2 separate regions of the Homo sapiens genome follow, and region 2 is linked to region 1. A link is a contact called in ENCODE Hi-C data. All regions are on one chromosome and are shown on one strand. Each heading gives the region's core, a stretch centred on a gene start or an enhancer-like site at or near the end of the contact. The rest is flanking DNA. Distances are from core to core; before and after follow the strand shown.

What was found. Hi-C counts contacts between places; a loop is a spot of excess contacts on that map. Pooled maps may share reads with other maps.
Region 2: a loop to region 1 is called in a pooled map, with 13 times the contacts of the local background. The contact joins the promoter of COTL1 here to the promoter of CMC2 in region 1. A Hi-C loop is called at or near these places in 2 of 37 single-sample maps with no recorded cell type and 7 of 50 pooled maps.

What each region holds. Positions count from the first base shown.
Region 1 is chr16:81,005,565-81,008,400 of GRCh38, forward strand. CMC2 (C-X9-C motif containing 2) reads right to left here and starts at 1,321. Exons shown (of 4, transcript NM_020188.5): 1 at 1,170-1,321. It overlaps CENPN (centromere protein N), which reads left to right and starts at 1,650. Exons shown (of 11, transcript NM_001100624.3): 1 at 1,650-1,713. RefSeq lists a silencer at 1,059-1,428 and enhancers at 1,599-1,708, 2,019-2,158.
Region 2 is chr16:84,616,711-84,619,410 of GRCh38, forward strand. It overlaps COTL1 (coactosin like F-actin binding protein 1), which reads right to left and starts at 1,368. Exons shown (of 4, transcript NM_021149.5): 1 at 1,128-1,368; 2 at 791-873. The coding sequence starts at 1,204. RefSeq lists silencers at 1,197-1,246, 1,267-1,626.

The DNA.
Region 1 (2,836 bases), core at 71-2,570:
CCCCTGCCCACTTCCACTTATCACAGGACCAGTTCTAAACCGATACCACTAAGAAAGCGACTGGCGCTGGCACTGTAGACCCCATGCCAGGCTGCTTCTGGGAGGGACCCGGGGGTGCTGCCTAGGGAGAAGGGCTTAACTACTCTGACTTCCACCGAAGAGTTTCTCAGAGAATGCGCCCTCGCAGCTTTCCCTGAATAAACATTACCAGGACTTACAAGGTGCCTAGCACTCTGCCAGAATCATGTGAATTTCAGAGGAAAATACTCGTTCACACATCTCAAGGAACGCACAGGCTCGTGAGGGAGCATTCTTGCCAATGCACATGGTAAATGCCCAATCGATGTTCGCGGAATGTCAGAAACTGACAACTAGTTCAGGCCTCAACGCAGTAGGAAAAGGATGAAAAAGAAACTCATTTTAAATCAACTAAACAAGTGCAAAAGCCATACATATAAAGGAGAGGAGATACGAATGGCATCACAACATAATTCCTTTGCCATCGAAAACTTCCATGCCTTTGAGGTTTTAAATGAAGACTTCCAAAACTGATTTACTTAAGACTCTACGTAAAACGCCTGATCTTTAAACGCAAGAAAAGCAAGATGAATGTATTACTTTCCTGGAAAAAAAAAGCATTAAAGGAGAAAAAAGAGTAAAGTGTACTGATGGGGCTCTTGGTGGGTTCTCACATCACAGGGCACTGCAGCTGAGACTTGCTTGAACGGCCCCCGTTTTCTACCCGCAAATTCTCAATTGCTAGATAAACAACAATAACAACACTTTATTGGGCGCTCATCGTGTCAAACCCTGTGTTGAGGGCTCCATTCCTCAAGGTCCATTTTACCGGCGAGGAAGCCCCGGCTCCGGGAGGGGAGGAGCGCGCCCAAGGTCACCAGCCAGTTGAGTGAGTGGCGGGCGGATCCCAACCCCGAGCGACGCCCACGGCCTGTCTCGGCCACCAGCGTGTTCCAGCGAGCGCCCAGCCACCTCGCTCGCAGCCTCCCCAGCGCAGCAGCCCGGCTGTGGGCCTGCGGCAGCCGGGTCTTCCTGGTCCCCACCTCCTGGGGCCGACGGGCGGCAGGAAGGGGCTCGGCGGGACGCGCCATCAGGGACCTGAGGAGGAACAACGGAACGCGTTCGGAACGGCCTGGACTCCCGAGACTCACCCGACTCGTGGCCACACCGGGAGAACTGAAGCGGCAGTAGCCGGCGGAGACGCCCGACCCGAAGGCCGGCTGCTAGGGAGCAGACAGCTGAACCGCTTGCCAGACGCCGAAACCCAGTGACGCCCTCCACCGCTCCACCGTGCTCCCGGCTCCTCGCCCCCGCCGCCCGCGGGCCCCAAGGCGCATGCGCCGCCTGTCCTGGAGGGGCCCATTTCCGTCCGTCGTGGGGGGAGGCACAGTGAGTCCACTGGGGCACGGCAGCGTCTAAGCCACAAGCCGAGCACATAAGCCAGGTCCTAACGGAGCCTATGTGTAAGTCCACTACTGGTGCAAGGTTGCACACTTCTAAGAAGAGCGGCGTGGGGGGCTCGGCGACCTTCGCTTCAGTCGCTCCCCCGTGCAGTCCCCTGTGCCCAAGACACAGCCTGATGCTTGTGCTCCGGTGGGCGGAGCTTGGAGGCGGCGGGAACTGCAATTGGTGGCTTTGAAGGCGCGGCGAGCGGGAACAGCTCTTGAGGAGTGAGACTGCAGGAGATGTGGGCCGGTAAGAGAGCCCCGGGCGGCACTGGATCGGGCCCCGGAGGGTGTGGGGCCTTGAGGAAGCCAGATCCCAGGCCTCGGGGGTGGCTTTTTCGCAATTGTCGCACGTTGTGAGGCGCAGGATTGGCGCTGGGTCTCGGGCTCGGGGCGAGGAACTACGGTTCGGGCCGAGGTGAGGGGGCGGTGGCGCTGTGCCGGCTGTGACGTCACCTCGCCCGCGGTGGGGCGGGTGGAGCCTTTCGTAGGCTCGCGACTGCGTCAGGGGAGGGCCGTGTGGTCATGTGACCAGGGGCTCCGCTCTACGATCCTGGGGTTGCTTCCTTTCCCAGAGTTGGGGTTTTGCTTTTCTGTCACCTCGGCTTCCGTCGTTTTTTGTCCCTGTACCCTCTTGCGTTGCTCCTCGCATTGCCTGTTGGAGCGCAGCAGAGGTGTGTGGCTACGGGAACGTTACTTAAAATGGATCTTTTTGATCATGCGTTCCACAGATCTTGAGCATCTACTGTATGTCAGACACTAAAACGCTAGGAAGTATAAAGAAAGTTTTAAAATGGGGCCAGGCGCGGTAGTTTACGCCTGTAATCCCAACACTTTGGGAGACCGACGTGGGCGGATCACCTTAGGTCAGGAGTTCGAGACCAGCCTGGCCAACATGGTGAAACCCCGTCTCTACTAAAAATACAAAAATTAACCGGACGTGGTATCGGGTGCCTGTAATCCCAGCTATTTGGGAGGCTGAGGCAGGAGAAGCGCATGAACCCGGGAGGCGGAGGTTGCAGTGACCCGAGATCGCGCCACTGCACTGCACCCTGGGCGACAAAGCGAGACTGTGTCTCCGAAACAACAAAAAAAGGAAAGTTTAAAAATGGTCACGGGGTAAACGTTTACTAAAGGGATTTCCGTCTTAATTGGTGAGACTGAGGGCGCTCTACCAAATTTCTTTAGACTGGCGTTCTGCAAACTTTACCCGGAATAAATCATCTGACGTACTTTTTAAAAGATGCTAAATCTCAAGCCCTCCGTGCGCCCTCCTCACAGTTTAATTTGATAGGGCCCAGGAATCTTCATTTTAACGGGTAGCCTCGTCTGTGGGTTTTTTTGTTTGTTTTTTGTTTTTTTGAGACGGAGTC
Region 2 (2,700 bases), core at 118-2,617, 3.6 Mb after region 1:
GCGATGCCTGCCACGTGGTCTTTCTTTTCATGGTTCACAAGCCACAGGGAAGTGCCTAAGGCACACAAATCTTAAGTATACAGTCTGATGATTTTTCACGCGGGTACACACCTGCATAACCCCCTCCCAGATCAACAAATGTCTACAGAGACATTTTCAGCTCCCAGCAGTCCGGGTGGTGTGCCCCTCCCCATCAGTGGCTATCTAGCCCCAAAAGCTAATCTCGATTCTGACATTCACACCATAGATTAGTTTCGCCTTGTCTAGGATTTCTAAATGGAATCATATGGTGTGTACTCTTTTGCATCTGATTCTACTCGTCAAATTAAAAATCACATAAAATCAGCACACGGGCAGACAATGATAGCGGGAGAAAGGAGGGCGCGGCTGAGTTTCTTTCCCTTCCAAGCAGCCCCCTAGCCTGTTCGTATTTGGGCTCAGTGACTGATCAAAGGGGACAGTGGGAAGAGCTGGATGGACACTGGAGTTTGGAAACACAGGAGTTGACCTTAGAAAACCAGTGGACCGCAGGGGGCAAAAGAGCTGCCCCGCCTGGAGAAGGCATTGTAGGATGGCGGAGGCAGGTGGGTCACTTCTGTTGCTTCGGATGTCCAGAGGGGAGAAGGTTTTATGAGGCCTTAAAACGCTCACACCGGGTTCCTCCCACGCCATGCGCCAGGGGCACCCCATGTGGCCACCGGTTCCTCCCGGGTTCGCTCTGGCCGGGGCTCCCCGGGTGCAGACAACCTCCCAACGACCGCGCATCCGCCCGGCAGGCGCGCCTCCCTACCTGTGCACTGCTGGATGAAGTGCTGGTACTCCGCTCCCTGCTCGCCGGGGACGATGGTGGAGCCGTCATATTTAAAAGTCACCCTTTGGGTTGGGAGAAGAAAAAAACACACACACACATCAGCGCTGGTGGCCGCGCGACGCGGCGCTTGCAGAGGACAATCTAACAGACGCGCTGGCCACGGAGAAGCCCGCGGGGGCCTGGCACGCCGTCCCGGAATAAGGCGAGGAAGACAGCGCGGGAGGCCCGAATCCGTCCCGCCTGGAGGCCGGCTCGGTGCACGAGGCCCCGCGCGAGCCCGGGGAGCGGGGCGTGGAGACGAATGAAAAGTTCCTACCAGATGACGGCCGAGCCGTCGTCGCGCACCAGGTTGTACGCCGCCCGGCAAGCCTCTTTGTCGATCTTGGTGGCCATCGCCGCGGAGCCGCAGCGGGACACTGTCCGGGGCGGCCGAGCGCGCCCCTGGCCGGCGGCGGGGATGGGAGCGCGGCGGGTACGCGCCGAGGGCGCACGGGCTGGCGGCGGTGGCGACGGCTACGCGGCGCCTGCAAGCTGCGAGCGCGGCGGCGGCTTCCACTGCGGACGGAGAGCGCGCGGGGACCCCAGGCCGTGGCCCGCCCCGCCCCCCCGCGCCCATTGGCCGCCCAGGCGGCGGCCCGCCTCTTCATTGGCCGTCGGGCTGCGGGGGCGGAGCGTCTTGATTCTCTGGCGGCCAATCCCAGACCGGAAGGCTTGCGCAACTCCGCGGTGGGGGCTGGAGTAGGGGCTTTGCCTCCTCCCTCTCACTCTCCCTCCTCCCTCCCGCTCTCTTCTCCCCCAACATCCCTCTTCTCTCTCCTTCTCCTTCTCACTTCCCCTCCTCCCCTCCCGACCCCTCCCTGGAAACTCCCACTACCCCAACCCCCTTTCCCACCCCGCCTTCCTCCTCTCCCTCCTCCTTCCTCTTCTTCCCCCACTGCTTGCTTCCCCCACTTCCCTGACCTCTTCCCCCTCCCTTCCCTCCCCCTCTTTCTCCCTTCCCCCTTTATTCTTCTTCCTCTCTCCTCCTCCCTCTTCTTGCCTATCCCAGCCCAAAACTTCTCCATCCTCCCTATTTCCTTCTCCCCAAGCTCTCCTCTTTCCTCCTCCTTGACCCCCTCCCCTGCTGCCCCCGGCTTCGCCTCCCTCTTCTCCACTTACCCTCCTGGCATCTCCTCCCTCCCTGTCCCCTACTCCCTCCTCCTATTCCCCCTCTCCCCCTTCCTCATTCTCCCCACCCCCCTGCCCCTGAGGCTGCAGGGCTGCAGAGCTCCACAGGGGACCTCCACGTGGATGATGTAATGCGTCAAACCCAAGGAGACAGGCTGGCCACTGTCCCTACCCCAGCGTTTGGTTCCATGGATTCTAGGTGGGGAGGAACTGGAAAGAATGAAGCATTTTAAATAGGAGGGGGTAGAAAGTGGACTGCTTCCAAAACGCTGGTGGGCTCGCGTTTACTCTGGATTCTGGTCATTTGCATTCCTATCTTAACCTCTCCCTTTGGGCTCCTCTGAAAGCACGAGCTGACTCATTCTGTCTTCCTCATTCCTTCACTGACTCATTCATTCATTCCCTCATCCAGCCATTCCACAGAGACCAGTTACAGCGTCCAGGTAGGTAAAAAGGCAGGATCCTGAAGACTGGGCTCTTGAATTGCATCCAGTACTGCCACTTTCCAACTGGGGGCCATTGGAAAGCCTCAAAACCTCTTTTAAATGACTCCTCAAATGGGAAAAATAGTATAACTGACATCACTGCTTTGTTTTAAGTGTAATTGAAATGATACTTGGAACAAATATACTAGACATTCGATAAAATGTCATCATTGTTGGTTATTAAGTGATAAAAACAAATCCTAAATAGAAACCCAAAAGGTCAGGGACAATGTCCAA